Linked DNA regions of Homo sapiens: region 2 is linked to region 1. Evidence: chromatin loops called from intact Hi-C (ENCODE). Cell type or tissue: IMR-90. All regions are shown on one strand. Each heading gives the region's core, and the rest is flanking DNA. Links, peaks and the distances in the headings are about the cores only.

Evidence for each region. Peaks named below come from ENCODE experiments on the same cell type or tissue, not always from the same donor. Only the 100,000 strongest peaks of a DNase experiment are listed, where the experiment ranks them.
Region 2: it touches region 1 in a loop (5-fold over the local background); 11 of 110 quality-filtered maps call a loop at or near these places.

What each region holds. Positions count from the first base shown.
Region 1 is chr15:50,312,339-50,320,685 of GRCh38, forward strand. The region is part of intron 1 of GABPB1 (GA binding protein transcription factor subunit beta 1); the gene reads right to left. Among named protein-coding and RNA genes, the nearest start is that of GABPB1-AS1, 38 kb to the right of the region's middle. In IMR-90, for the core only: CTCF peaks have their summits at 2,217 (motif pointing left) and 3,917 (motif pointing left); a DNase peak (open chromatin) is centred at 3,913.
Region 2 is chr15:49,239,214-49,247,560 of GRCh38, forward strand. It overlaps GALK2 (galactokinase 2), which reads left to right. Exons shown (of 10, transcript NM_002044.4): 5 at 8-154. Among named protein-coding and RNA genes, the nearest start is that of GALK2, 73 kb to the left of the region's middle. RefSeq lists a silencer at 3,679-3,973 and an enhancer at 3,679-3,973. In IMR-90, for the core only: no CTCF peak of the experiment used is centred there; a DNase peak (open chromatin) is centred at 3,838; H3K27ac peaks cover 1,404 bases.

The sequences.
Region 1 (8,347 bases), core at 288-8,287:
ATTTTCATCCTTGAATTTCTGATTTCCTTTCCTTTTTTTCTCCTATTCTCTCATACCTTGATGGAGTCACTGAAAGCCAAGATACTCCTCAATCCTGCTTAAAGACGCTAAGATCTATAGAGATTACTGATCTCCAATGAGGCATTTTTTCCTAGATAATATGTAACTGCTGGACAGTAAAAATTAACATCATATTCAACAGGGAAGAAACCTGCAAAAATAATTTCCTATTAAAGGCAGGATAAAGCAAAAAGAAACCGACCTCTCTCCTACAGAAGTACGGTAAAATCTAAACTGGTCACACTAACAAATACAGCATTTATACTCTGAATGATATAAATTTGGCTTTACGATGAAATTTATCTTTCCAAAAATCTACATTTTTAAATAGGTTTTACACAGGTAATATAAAATCAGTTTGCATTCATTCAGCATACATACTGCCAAATGGTTTAGATATCTGAGTATCTTTTGTGAAGTGAGAGTTTAGGGCTTTTCCCCACCTTTTGAAACTGGGTTGTCTGTCTTTTTTTTATTGATTTGTAAGCGTTCTGACATATGTTCTGGATATGAGTCCTTTGTCAAATATAACAAGTATTATAAATATCTCTGTCCAGAACCCTGAATTTTGACTGTCTTATGTTCTTTCTTTGATAACACATAGTATTTTCTATGGGTAGATAACTGTTGAGTCTCATAAAAATGTGCAACTTCTACATATTAAAATAATCAAAATAAGAAATGGCAAAGAAATATATTTACCACAAAAATGACTAGAAGAAACATTCATGTTTTACTTATTTAAAAGGTCTGACTCAAAATGAAAAGGTGGGGGAAAAGTAAACAGCAAGGACCCAACACATCAATAGTTAAAAGACAGGACCATATGTTTTACAGAAAAGAAAATAGAAATAATTCACAAGGGCAAAAAATGCTCAGTGTCACTGTTAATCAGGTTAACATAAAGTAAATAATTTTAAAGTAATTCCTGATGCAGCCAAGAATTAAGTGAAACTGATGCTTTGATATATTGACAACTCAGATATGCTGATAGTAATATAAGTGGATCAGCTTTATTTTTTAGTCAACTGGGCAAATTTAACAAGTTACAAAAATATCCAAGTCCATTGACCCAATAAGTGATCCCACTTCTAAGAATCTATTCTAAAGGAAAAATATATTGAAACAGATTTATCAGTAAAGATTATATATGCATACACATATATATTATATATAACTCTTCTAATGTGACCAATCTAAAGGTAAGAAAATGATTGAATTGTAGAATCTAAAGGAAAAAAATGCAGTAATTTAACCTAATAGTTTTGAAGCTATATAAACAACAAAAAATTTATGCCACATTATGAAAAGATATAAATCTTTTTAACGTCAAAATATGCATATAAAGTATAAAATACTGAAAAATATTAACAATTGTTTAGGATGGTATGATTATGGGAAATTTTGTCATTTTACAAAGTTTCTAATGTTACTATATTACCTAATTTAAAAAATTTTTTTTCAAAGGGACAAATTACATTGTATGACTGTCAACTAAGCAAATGATAACATTAAGGAAAGTTTTATGTTCCTGACTTACTAGAGAGGATGAGCGGAAAAAACAAAGAAAATGTATAATGTTGGGAACTTAAAATATCAATCATAGATCTGCTTACATGAATTATAATAAAATCATGAAGCATTTGAACAAATCGACTTTTACCATAATTATTCAATTGTCTTAATTATTCAAAACATATCACAGTTTAGGACCTAATATACTTAAGTTACTCTGGTTTTAAAATTCCATGAGCAATACAGCCATACGGTAGATTTATTTATTTATTTATTTATTTATTTTTTGAGACGGAGTCTCGCTCTGTTGCCCAGGCTGGAGTGCAGTGGCGTGATCTCGGCTCACTGCAAGCTCCACCTCCCAGGTTCACACCATTCTCCTGCCTCAGCCTCCCGAGTAGCTGGGAGTACAGGCGCCAGCCACCACGCCCGGCTAATTTTTTGTATTTTTAGTAGAGACAGGGTTTCACCGTGTTAGCCAGGATGGTCTCGATCTCCTCACCTCGTGATCTGCCCGCCTCGGCCTCCCATAGTGCTGGGATTACAGGCGTGAGCCACCGCGCCCGGCCGCCATATGGTAGATTAATGTAGATGGATTCTTGGAAATCAGTGGTTCTCATTGGTAGCAGCACTGCCCCCTTCAGGGCCCTTTGTATGTTTATAGAGGCATTTTGGAGACTGAAGGTGAGGATGCTCTGCTAGCATTTAATGGGCAAGTGCCATGGATACTAGAGGTCCAGCAAAGGAGGGAATAATCCTGTAGGACAAAGAATTGTCACATGTTCTAGATAATTTTCAAAGATTCCATTGAAAATATATCTACGGCTGGAATATAACATGTAAACAAAACGTATTTTTCCACAGTGTTAATGTATTCCAAATATTCTAGAATGCAGCCATACTATAAATCTATTTTGTTTTGTTCAGAAATTTACTAAGAGTTGTTTACCATTTTGGAAATCATGTCAATGCCACTTTGGCATCTGCATCACCAATATCACGTATCAATCAGCTTGTCCAGCTATCACATTCACAGTGATTTTATGTGCTGGTATAAGTATTTTACTACCTCACTGTGACATCTAATGTAGTGTGCTCAAGTATTTACATATTTTAATACACAATTTATTATAAATTGCTTATTTTCAAATTATCCTTTATATTATAATCAAAACATGATTTTTTTGAAATTATGCAGATCAGTAACATTAACTATGATTTTCTTTCTTTTCTTTTGAGATAGAGTCTCTCTCTGTAGCCCAGGCTGGAGTACAGCGGTGAGATCATAGTTCACCACAGCCTCGACCTCCCAGGCTCAACCGATCCTCCCGCCTCAGTCTCCCGAGTAGCTGCAACTACAAGAGTACACCACTAAACCCGGCTGATTTTTGTATTTTTTGTAGAAATGGGTTTTTGCCATGTTGCCCAGGCTGGTCTTGAACTCCTGTGCTCAAGCAATCTGCCTACTGCAGCCTCCCAAAGTGCTGGGACTATAGGCATGAGCCACTGCACCCAGCAACTATGATTTTCATTTAAAGTTAGCGGAAGGGGCAATACAAAATATTTATCATAAAAAGGTGGCAATGGGGCTAATAAGATTGAAATCAATGGAAGAAAATACACATGAGATCAAGCAAGACAAAAATCAAAGGTCCTCTGATTTTCTTGTCAAGATAATTAGTAAAGTTTTAAATAATGAAAACAAAATCGTAGCATTTTCACTTCTGATTCTCACCTGACAGGGACCACACACACTCATCGTAGTTTTTGACCCTTAGAAGAACTCAGTTGTAATAAGACAACTACATTGACCAAGGGGAGCATAGCTCCAGGTCAAGTCACTAATTTACTCAGTTCAATATCTATATATTAAAATTCTGGACGGGTGCAGTGACTCAAGCCTGTAATCCTAGCACTTTGGGAGGCCGAGAAGGGAAGATCACTTGAGGCCAGGAGTTTGAGACCAGCCTAGCCAACATGGTGAAACCCCGCCCATCTCTGCTAAAAAATACAAAAATTAGCTGGGTGTGGTCCCAGCTACTCAGGTGGCTGAAGCAGGAGAATCCCTGAACCCAGGAGGCAGAGGCTGTAGTGAGCCAAGATTGCTCCACTGCACTCCAGCCTGGGCAACAGAGCAAGACTGTCTCAAAAACAAACAAAAATCCTCAGACATAAAGTGCTAGATTTTTAAAAAATCATTTAGTTTAACAACAAAAATATATTGCTTTTCTGCTGTGGCAAATAAGTTCTTTACTCCAATTAAAATGTATGTTAATAATAAATCTATTATACAAACTAGCTACTTTTGCTCAAAGTACATGCCAAGATGGCCATCTAGTGGTAACAGGAATTACTACCAATAATTACATGTTAAAGCTTAGTCTATTTTGTTTTGAATTTCCGTAATTTACAGCTTATAGAGTTGTTGTGAGGATTATGGCATGTACTAGACAGGAAAACTCTATAAAAGCATAAAGTACTAGTTCCACGTGAATGGTTACTAGCACTCTTAAATAAGAATATGAATTTTTAAAATGTTTACACCTATTATATTTAATAAGCCTTTACTCACATTAAAAATTTAAAATAAACTTGCTATATAATTCTTATGCTCAATGAGTACAATTATAAATCCAATATAAATCTCCTAAAGATTTTCTCCACTCCAATTTTGTATTACACACACATCCCTACACACACCCAGTCTTTAAAATGTTCATACTCTTTGACCTAGTAATTCTACTCAAATAAACCCATCATAAGGAAACTATTCAAAAATCTAAATATATCAATACTAATGTTATTTAAAATAAGGAAAAAAACAACCACAAACAATGATTAAAGAAATTAAGATATGTCATAATGGAATACTGTAGTGATTTATTTCTTTTACATTATGAACAATTTGTAGTATATATAAACTAGACAGTCATATAATAAACTCCCACATAGCCATTTAGTTTAATATTATCAATTAATGGCTGACTCATTTCCCAACTCCACCCATTGTTTTCAATCAAGTGTTAGACATTATATAATATTATCTCTAATATTTCAGTACAGATCTCTAAAAGATAAAAATATTTTTAAAATAATACTATATATATTCATTTGAAAATATTTACAAACAGTATGTAACAGTTTAAGAATCAGGACTCTAAGTTGTATATATACCATGATCTTAATAGAAAAACACTTGGAGCCGAGTGTAGTGGCTCATGCCTGTAATCCCAGCACTTTGGGAGGCCGAGGCAGGTGGATCACCTGAGGTCAGGAGTTCAAGACCAGCCTCGCCAACACAGTGAAATCCCACCTTTACTAAAAATAAAAAAATTAAAAGAATTAGCTGGGTGTGGTGGCTGACGCCTGTAATCCCAGCTACTCCGGAGGCTGAGGCAGAGAATCGCTTGAACCCGGGAGGCAGAGGTTGCAGTGAGCCGAGATTCTGCCATTGCACTCCAGCCTGGGCAACAAGAGCAAAACTCCGTCTCAAAAAAAAAAAAGAAAGAAAAAAAAAAACCACTTGGAAACAATACACCATTGTAATGAAAACTATGAATTTTCCCTTTTTTCTACTTTTTTCTAAGTTTTAATTTTTTTATAGCAAGCATATATTACTAATATAATATTAAAACTTTTATTTAAAAGCTTTTTTTCAAAATTAGGTTACAGATAAGCTTAATAAAGCCTTTAATGCACCACATTAGATATTGAGGCTGGGCGCGGTGGCTCACGCCTGTAATCCCAGCACTTTGGGAGGCCGAGGCGGGTGGATCACGAGGTCAGGAGATTGACACCATCCTGGCTAACATGGTGAAACCCCGTCTCTACTGAAAATACAAAAAATTAGCTGAGCGTGGTGATGGGTGCCTGCAGTCCCAGCTACTCGGGAGGCTGAGGCAGGAGAATGGCGCGAACCCGGGAGGCGGAGCTTGCAGTGAGCCGAGATCGCGCCACCGCACTCCAGCCTGGGCGACAGAGCAAGACTCCGTATCAAAAAAAAAAAAAAAATTAGTTATTGAAAGCATTTTTCATAGTAAAAGTATGTAAAATATGACTCCAAGTAAAATTTAGCATACTATAATCATGTGTACGTGTATGAAAATATTCCAAATTTAGTTGCCTACAGTCTCATAAGAAAACAATTTCAATAATAATAAAAACAGTCCCTAGCATCTTGCTCTTTATCTACATTGTCTCATTTTATCTAAAGGGCCTTAACAAGATCATTATTGTCTCCACTTTGCAGAGGAAGCAAGTAAAAAGTAAAAAGATTTACCAAAGAACACTAGTTTTGATCTTAAAATCAGACCCTTATTCTCAATTCTTCCTGTGTTCTAAGTTGAAGAACACTAGGAATCTGCTGGGATATAAAGGGCATGTCCTCCAAGGATTTAAGTTTAGTGTCTCCCAGTGTAATTCCTTTGAAACGAAAAATCATCACATGAACTCTGGTATATTTGGATTTTTTCCTCCATGCCCATTTTACCTAATGGAGTTTTTTTCCCCTTTATTTTTAAAATAAATGATATTTTCAAATATTATATCCATATATGTATCTCCCATATACCCCTTTTTCAGAAAACCACTAGATGACGTGTTCCACCAAAACCAAAAGTAAACTAGAAAGAATAATCAAGGGCTTCAGGAAATAAAGATCCAACATAGAATAGGAGAGAGTACCCAAAATGATGGTGAAGGGAGACCCCAAGACAACAGCTGTGACACAGACCTAGAAGGCAAACCCAGATGGGAGCCAGAGAACAGAGTTCCAGGAAGGAGGTCTCCAAGGAAAAGACAGGCTGGTAAGTCTCCTAAGAAGAGAATGAATGTCAGTGGAGAGTTTGGGATGCGTTAATGACGGATACAAGAAAACTAAGAAAAGAAAAAACTAGACTATTTTTCAGAAGGGAGAAAAAAACTATACCATAAAGGTATACATGTCTCTTGTACAGTTTTTCCTTTACACACACACACACAGAGATATGCACACGCATTTCCTTTGTGGTATAGGCGTGGATTAGCTAAGAATAATAGTTCCTGGGGTGTAATGTAAAGCAAAATTTTCAGTGTAATCCTATTGAAAAGATAAATGGTGAGGGAAAATATGCATAGGAATAGCTTAAAACAGCTGAAGCCTCATCTTCCTAAGTAGAAAGTCAAAAGGTATCTAATGTGGAAAAAAATCAAGAAATAGCACACATTTGTTATTTAGAAATATGAAGAGCTAATCATAAAATGGAGACCTCTGGGAAAGAGGGTTCTGGGGTGGGAAGAAATAACACAACTGAGTGTAGGATTTTCATAAGAAGGCTTATTTTTTTACTTTTTCAACTATGTGCACATATAATTTTTTCTTCCTTAAAAAAAGTTTTTATTTTTATAGATTCAGCAGGTACAGGTGCAGTTTGTTACACGTATATATTGCATCGTGGTGAAGTCTGGGCTTTCAATGTGTCCATCACCTGAATAGTGAACACTGTACCCAACAGGGAATTTTTCAACCCTTGCCCCTCTGCCACCCTCCCCGCTTTTGGACTCCCTAGTGTCTATTATCCCCCTCCGTATGTCCATGTATAACCACTGTTTAGCTCCCACGTATAAGTCAGAACTGTGCATGTATACTTTCATAAAAATTACAGGGCTGGGCACAGTGGCTCATGCCTATAATCCCAGCACTTTGGGAGGCTGAGGCGGGCAAATCACGAGGTCAGGAGTTCGAGACCAGCCTGGCCAACATGATGAAACCCCGTCTCTACTAAAAATACAAAAAATTATCTAGGCATAGTGGCAGGCGCCTGTAATCCCAGCTACTCGGGAAGCTGAGGCAGGAGAATCGTTTTGAACCCAGGAGGCAGAGGTTGCAGTGAGCCGAGATCACACCACTGCACTCCAGCCCAGGCGACAGAGTGAGACTCCGTCTCAAAAATAAATAAATAAATAAATAAAATCACAATAAACAAACACATGTTTACTGTACATAAGAATTATACAGTTTAAAGTCATCTCAACACATCCTTGTGTTCTCAGAAGTAACCACTATCTAAATGTTTAGTGTGCATCCTTCCAGATCTTTTCTATGCATATTAGAAACACATACACACAATGCTTACTTCTTTTTAAACAAAAACACACAAAGGGGTCAGGCGGGTGGGCAAAAATAAAAAATTAAAATTAAAAAACACACAAAAAGGGGATCATACTAAATTGTTTGGCAACTTGCCTTTTTCCCCATTCACAAGCAATCCTCTTTTTTTCATTTTACTTTTTTGAGATGGAGTTTCGCTCTTGTTGCCCAGGCTAGAGTGCAATAGCACAATCTTGGCTCACTGCAACCTCCGCCTCCCTGGTTCAAGCAATTCTTCTGCCTCAGCCTCCCAAGTAGCTGGGATTACAGGCATGCACCACCAGGCCCGGCTAATTTTTGCATTTTTAGTAGAGATGGGGTTTCGGCATTTTGGTCAGGCTGGTCTCAAACTCCTGACCTCAGGTGATCCACCTGCCTTGGCCTCCCAAAGTGCTGGGATTACAGGCGTGAGCCACCACTCAAAGGCAATCCTCTTGTTTTTTCAGTGAAATCTTCCTGTCTCTGTACACACAGTCTTTTTAGTGGCTGCACAGTACTATGGAGTGTGACAGGCTGAATAATGCTCCCCCAAAGATGTCTAGATACTAATTCTCAGATCCTGTGAATATGCTACCTTACATGGCAAAAGGAACTCTGCAGAAATGATTAAATTAAGGATCCTGACTAGGGTGGTTATCCTGGATT
Region 2 (8,347 bases), core at 80-8,079, 1.1 Mb before region 1:
TTCTTAGGAACACTTTGGTCTTAGTAACCTGACTGGAATGAACTGCCTGGTAGATGGAAATATCCCACCAAGTTCTGGCCTCTCCAGCTCCAGTGCTTTGGTCTGTTGTGCTGGCTTGGTGACGCTCACAGTGCTGGGAAGGAATCTATCCAAGGTAACTACCTTTGATAGGAAACCTCATAGAACCCTCTCCTAATAATCATTAGCATCCAAATCTCAAATCAGAATGCCTTCCTTGATTGAAAAACTGTCTTCTCTAAAAGGACTGCACATGTGGGCAAGCATTGTAACTTAACAAGTGATAAATCACTATAAAGTAGCTTATACCCTCCAAACAGTGAGTGAATAGATCTGTGAATAACTGTATAAAAATACATTGTATTAAATATGGGATTTGAATGTATGGATATCATTTTAGATCACCTCATTCACAAGTTAAATTTAGGGCAAGAAATTCTTCCTCTCATGGTTGAGCCTGCTTATTTTCACCCAAAACCTTAAATTAAAAATTTGACAAGTAGTGGGTTACAAGGGTAAAGACTAGGTAATAAAGGAACTGAATATGCCAGCAGATTAGTCACAGAAATAAACTTTAAAATATTGCATTACAAGACGAAATGCTTATTTAAAGGAAATATAAATTGTACAAGAGGTCAGAAAGCCTCAAGTTTATAAGTTCACATAAATCTCTGACTCTGCAGTTTAGAGCAGGTGTGCTCAGCTTTAATTAATGCTTTAGCATTCTGGTTCAAATAAAATGTTATCATAGGTTCTTTTTACCCCATGTACATATACTACCAGGTTTACGGATGGTTTGGACAGATCAAGAGAAAGGCAGCCACATGCTTAGTCTCTTTTAAGCATGTTTAAACTTTCAGTTTGAAAATTTTATGTATAGGAGGAAGGCAGAAATGAAGGAGAAAGCAAAGGTTCAGACAGAATCCTTCTTTTTAGCTGTCCTGTGTAAGTGTACATTAATTAGCCCTTAGTGAGCAATGACTGGTTGGGAGGGAAAGGGGGCTTACATATTATTATTATTTTTTGAGAAGAGAAGAAGCAAGGGACAGGAAGTCCATGTGTAAAATGTGTTTCCCCTGGTACAATTTTCAATCTGATTTGTTTATTTATTCATTTGTTTGTTCATCATTCAACCATTATTTATTTAATGGCTATTTTGTGCCAGATAATGTTCAAGGCATTGGAGATATAATAAGTATAGTCTCAACTTTCACTATGCTTATAGTCTAAAAGGGAAAAGAGACAAGTAAATAGGCAACTGCAATAGAATATAGTAAGTGGATAAGTAGTTTTCTATGGGAGCAGATATAACCCAGATTTAGAGAGCATAGGACATCTAAATGGAGACAACAAAGATTAAAGGAGTTGTAGATATTGATGGCATGATAACACTGATGACATCAGATAAGCATGTATTGGGTGGAGAGAACATCATGTGGAAATGTCCAGAGTAAAAGCAATCATGGCTTGTTGGAGTAACAAAAAAAATGTCTCAATATGGTTGAAGCATACAGCAATTTGGATAACAGAGCAGGAGATCAGTTGCTGGGCCTTGTAAACTTTGTTAAGGAATTTAGGTATCATCTTCATAGCAGTGGGAAACCATTGCAGGGTTTTAGGAAGAGGTAAGGTGATCATATCTGTATTTTAGAAAGATCTCCCTGGCTATATTACAAAGTCTGCATTTCAGGGTTTTAGCAGTAGGGAGGTGATTTGGTTTAGAGTAGTGGCAATGAGAATGGTTAGAATTAGATAGATTCAAGATCTCAGAATCAGTAGGACTTGGTCATTGATTGGGCATGGGAATGGGGAACAGCAAAGACTCAAAGATTATATCGGTGTCTGGCTGGTATGATTCATTGGAATAAGAGATATGGGGGAAAAATAGGTTTGAGTGGAAGCTGAAATGTTGAGTGTGAGGAATCTGTGGGCATACTGATGGAGTTATTTAGTATTTAGTTATGAAAAAAATATGAAGGTCAGGAGGAGATCTGGACTTGAGATGGTACATTTGAGAATCATTAGTTTATCATTGTTTTTGAAGCCATAGGAGTGGATCAAGATACCTGGTGTTGGAATATAGGTGGAAAGATAAGGAAAACTAGGACAGAGCCCCAAGAAACATGAACATTTGAGGAATGGGCATAGGAAGGGATGTCCACTGAAGGGATTGAGGAGTAGTCCAGTAAGTATGAGAAAAACCAGAAAGGTGAGGCAACAGCAAAGACAAGGAAGATAATGTTTCATGAAAGGAGTGGTAGTGTTGTCATATGCTTCTGAGAGGTTACCACAAGTTCTGAGAAGTATCCATTGAATATCACAACAAAGAAGTTGTACAAAACTTTGACAAGAGCAGTTTTAGATGGAAATGGGTTGAAGGGTCTATAAGGGGTAAGAAAGTGGTAAAGTTCAGTGGATACAAAAAGTCTGGTGATGCATAGAAAAAGATAATTTGGTATTTGGAGGAGGGTGTGAAGTCAAGGAATTCATTTCACTTTTAATGGGAGGATTGGTGAAACTTAGTTTTTCTATTTTTCTGGTGTTTTGATAATATACCTATCTAAGAAATAGGAAGGAAAGAAGATAAAGAGAAACACTTGAACCCTTAGAATTAATTCTGATTGTCTGTTTTCAAAGTCGGAAATAGCAAATACATTTTTTTATCGGAACTATCTTACTGCAGTGCCTAAGCAAAAAGGGAACAATATGTATATCCTGGCTTTCTCAGCTAGTCTAAGTTGTACTAACAATATTTACATTTTCTAAGGACTGAGCATAATTATTTGGAGAGTTTTTTTTTTTCTGGAGTGAGACAGAATCTTGAATGAAAGGAAGTCTGTAATTTGTTCAGTCTTTAATTTAAATGCCATGTGATTTTACTCTTGTAAAAATCACAGAATATAAGAATTCAAGGGACTTTAGAGATGAGCTAGTTCAAAATGCTCCTTTTACTGATGTATTAGTGTTACCATAGGAAACAAATGACATGTTAGGTATAACTGAAGAGAGTTTAATAAAGAGACTTTTACAGAGATGTGGGTAAGGTCAAGGGAACTAACTAGGAAGGGTTCTCTTGTGAAGCTGGAAGCCATTGTACTTTAGGAGCTGTGGATATAGAGTAATGTTGCCAGAAATGCAGCAAGGCAGAGAAAGAATGACACAGGTGAAAATGGCAATGAGTGGGAATAGTTGAGGGGAATTTACCATAGAGGTCAGCCTTTTGGGGTAGGGGAAGTGTGAGAATAGAGGAACAGAGGGACAACCGAAAATAACTAGCCTGTTTGATAAGGACACTAAGTCCCACAACAGATTGGTGACTAAAGCCTTTCCTATTATTTCATATCCAGTAAACCCCATTCAGTTGCAGACAACAATTACTGCAGATGGGATATAATAAGTAGATGTGGAACTTGTTAATTCATTAATATACTAAATGTTGCATATCTGAAACCAGAAAACAATATGGCTAATCACCCAGAGAATCTGGAAGCCAGAAATTATGAATCAGAATGTTACTGGTACAAGAGAGTATGATGTGGCAAAAGATCTATGAAAAAGGAAAATCTAGAGACTTCTGATTTCAGCATGTCAGAATAAGACTTACCTACTCTTTTTCTGTGTCCCTAAATTAATCTTCTTTTCTCAAAAATCATTTCCAAACAACAGGGAAAATAAGAAAAGGAAGCACAAGCTTTATCTTTGGTAAGCCAAGGAGACATAAATAACCATAAACCACAAAATACAAAGATGGAAAGTGGATAGAGGAATGTTACATGACTTAGGCGAATGGAGAAAGGTCAGAGCCAAGTGCCTGCGGAGGGAGTTGCAGATGGAAAGGCAGCTGACTCATCCCACAGCTCTCTGGCAAGGCTTAGGAAGAAAGCAGGGTAATATGGTGGGTGGGGATTTATCTGAAAGCCTTTGTGAGGACTATTTAGACCCTAAAAGGCCTCTCTTCACCTGGACCATTTCCCCCTATCTTTGCAGGAGTCTCTGGAGAAACAACCAGAGATCATTTGTACTTGGGGACACTGAGCACTGAGAAAGGCAGGACGAGAAAGACTTGAAAACTGGGAGATTAGAGGACATTCTGCATCTGAAAAATGAAATTCTTAGCTCCATTCTTCTGGTCATTACTGGCACACTGGCAACCTCACCACCCTACACTCCAGCAGGAATGTTGGAGGATCCTTCTCAAAGGAAACTTAACCATCCCAGAGATGGTTCATACAGATACTGACATTTGGTGACCCCCTTCTCCAGCTCCTCTATGACCTTGTTAGAAGCCCATTTACAAAGCTTCTAATAAGCTTTTTAGTGACTCACTCTTAAATATGATAGGGCATCAAAGTATAGTAAGATTTTGGAAGAAAACCTACAAAATGAACCAAACAAACAAAAAAAACAGAGAAAACAGGAAACTAGAGGAAACAGAGACAATGCTGAGAGCAGAAGAATCAAAGACATGATGTCCTCAGAGAGATAAAAGAAAATGTTAAGTCCTTGAAAAATAATAGTGTTACTTTTTTAAAAAAGGAACCAACGGTAAGATAGAGCTTTTGCATATTAAAAATATGACAAGACAAAATTTAGCAAAAAGATTGGAAACAGCTGGGCATGGTGGCTCATGCCTGCAATCTCAGCAGTTTGGGAGGCTAAGGCAGGAGGATCGCTTGAGGCCAGGAGTTCAAGACCAGCCTGGGCAACACAGTGAGACCTTGTCTCAAAAAAAGAGAACAGACTGGAAGAACTCTCTGATATAGTAGGGAATAAAAGAGCTGGACAATAAGAGAGAAAAACAGGAAAATTTATGGATCAATTCCAGAAATCCATCCAACTAGTAAGGAAAAACAGAAAAAACAGTTATTAGAAATTATTATTATTATTAAAAATAGAGTTGGGGCCTCTCTATGTTGCCCAGGCTGGTCTCAAACTCCTGACCTCAAGTGATCCTCCCTCATCAGCCTCTCAAAGCTCTGGGATTATAGGTGTGAGCCACTGTGTCTGTCCAGAAGATTTTTTTTTTAAAATAATATTTCTCCAAAGTGAAAATGTGAATTTGGATTGGAAGGGCTCACTGGGTGTTTGGTATAATAAATGTAAAAGGCCAAACCAAAGAATATCATCTGGAAATTTTGAAACTTGAGTGTTATAGAAAAGACACTAAAAGCTAGTTGACAGAGCAAGAGAAAAGAACGGAAAGAAATCATAATCAAAGGATCAGAAATGTAAATTAATTTCTCAAAAACAGTATTGGAAGATAAAGGCAGTTGATAAATGTCTCTAAAATATTAATAAATTTTAGTTTAGGCTATCTGTTTAAATGAATTAATCAAATGTGAGGGTATAGTAAAACATTTTCAACATGTAAAGTGTAAAAGTCTAGAGGATGTAATCCACCAAAACTAGGGAGTAAACCAAGAAAGAAGATCGCATGGGAACTAGGAAATGAGAAATCCAATATATGAGAGAGGAGTTGGGTATTTATAGAACATTGGTATTTGTAGAACATAAGGGGAATTCCAACATAACACCCATAATATCCAGCAGCTTAGAAAGCAGTGCAGATTAAAATGAGGAGAGGGAAAGATGGAACTTATAATCTTATCAGTAAAACAAAAAAAAAGCCAAAAAAACTGGTTAATCTGATATGTTCAACCATGTGGAAAATGGATTCAGAGTAATTTCACAGAGCTGTTGTAGGATATGACAAAGCTCAGCTAGATATACAAATCTAAGCAAATGAAGAAATGGGGCAATTATTAAATATAGGAAAAACAAAAAAGTTTGTAACAGAAATGAAATCAACCATTTTTTTTTGCTCATAAGTGAACAATAATCTCAGTAATTAACACAACAAATATGAATTTAAGCAAAATTTTGGGCATAACTTTATTGAGAAAGGTGGAGGAGGGTAAAGGAAAGGTGGATGTAAGAGAGCTAAAATCCTCACTTATCATAATAGGAAAGCAATAAATAATGTTTAAAATGAAACAACAGGCAATAACATTTACCAATGTTATTTGGAATTGGAAGCAAAAGCAAAGAGCCAAAAGTATTTGCCGTTGTACACATTGCATTGGGGATAGGGATGACAGAGTGAGCTAGGGGCTGCCTTTGTTGTTGTTATAAGCCTTTTACCTCTATTTAATCTTTTAGATTATATGCAAATATCACTTTGGCGAAAGTAAAATAAAAGATAGAAGAACTGAATAGAATGAAAAATAAGAATGGAAATAGAATGAAAAGTAAGATGACCTGTATGACCACACCTGGGGGAACCTGAAAGATGAAGAGATGAGAAGGGATTCAATGAGTCAAGGCTAGAGATTGAGAACAGATGAGCTGTTGGAATGTGACCAAATCAATGGCCTAGGGTGAGGTCTGTTGATGGGTTTTGGGTGGAAGAATCCAAGAAAATACAGGCATCTTCCATTTAGTGGCAGTAGTCCATTCCAACAAATCAGATGTTCTGCACAAAATTATTCAGCGAGGGCCTATTTTTTTAAAATAGGAAAAAGTATAATGCATTATTCCTCAACTCAAAACCTCTAACTAATTTCCTACAATGTTACAAAAATACAGTAAAGCTTTCTTTATATAAGTCACACAGAAGTAGCATGAAAAATGTTTAAACCAATTTTCTTGAACATTAAACAATTAATATGGTTGTTAACAAGCAGTTACTTTATATAGTGATACCGGTATGTCTTCTGTATTGACACCTGGTATTTCAGTACTCTGCATACTATTTTGTTAACAATGTTGTGTTTAGGTTTTAGGGTGTAAATATGTATGTTTTCCTATATAAACACCTTTCAGAAAGTGTTGTTTTGAGAGATATGAACATTCTATGAAGTTTGGGTATCAAAAATCTTTCGCCAAGAAAATGTTAGTTGCTGAGGTGTTCTACAAGATATGCCTGTATTTTGTAAGAATGGGATTTGGGTTGCTCTGATGTCCAGTTTCTGTCTGTTCTTGGAGTTGTCCTTGGAGGCCAAGAAGAAAGGACCAAGTGCCTCTTAGGAATCTTAGAATAGAAATAGCTGGCCTACTTGGGAAACAGGTTGCAACTCTAAAAGCTAGTCTTGGGTAGTAAGGTGTGTTAGACTAGCATCTATCCACAAATTCCTCCCTCTGCTGGTGTGGGGTTGGGAGTAGATTTTGAATTCATGAGGTTGTAGACTGAGCAGGTGATATTCAGAAAACCCACTTTGGAGGATCTGGGAGGTACAGTAGAGAAGTATAGGGTTGAGCTGCATCCCCCATACTGAAGTCTAAGGAAGAGAAAACCCATATTATCTTGGTTGATGAAGACTGAAAGAGCCAGCTGGGAATAGTGGGGTAGGGGAGAATTCTTGTATGTGGATATCTCTGGCATTTTGTCAAAAACACAATTTACATGATTCTGAGTTACCCAGAATATGAATTGGACATAAAACCTTCCTTTGAGAGTTATAGTTCACTGGGGAACCTGGGGAATCTCTTAGATGGCATCAAGAATCCTGTATTGGGAAGCCCAGAATAACATGTATAATACTGGATTTGTGAGGAGTGCTTTCAAGAGAAGAAGACAGATAAACTTCCTAACCTACCACTTGAAAGCAGTGATTCAGTGGCATTTGTTGAATACCTACTATATGCCATGCGTTGTTCTAGGCACTGGAAATACAACTGTGAATAAAACCAGTGAAGTGCCCCTGCTTTTATGGAGTTTCCATATTGGCAGAAGTGATGGTATGAGAAAGATAATGAAGAGCTATACAAATAAATATATAATATCAGCTAGGCCGTAGTTAAGGGAAATTGTATATTTTATCTAGGGAGTTAGGAGAAGTTCTCTCCGAGAAGAGGACATTTGAACAGAGACCTTAGGGAGTGAGCAGCTGAGAAAGAGTGTCAGAGGGAACAGCAAGTGCAAAAGCCCTAAGGTGAAAGAGAGTTTGTCATGTCTCAGGAATAAGAGGTCCCTGTGGTTGGGGTGTGGTGAGACAGAAGCGGGGAGAGGTGGGAGGTGAGTTGAGAGAGTTGGTCAAGGGCCATGGTGTGTAGCATCTTCTTTGGCTTTCATTCTAAGCGTAATGGAAAACCTTTGGAGGGCTGTGAGCTGGGGATGGCAAGATGTGATTTACATGGATTAAGTTCTTTTACCTGGGAGTATTATACCATACCCCTGACAGTGGCAAGAGAGGAAACAATAAGAAAGAAAAGAGAAGAGAAAAAAGAAAAGAAGGAAGGAAGACAAATGGTCAATGCCCTTATGGAACTTAAATGCATATAGTGGAATAGTAACAGAAGATTTATTAACTGACCATCTATCTCATACAAA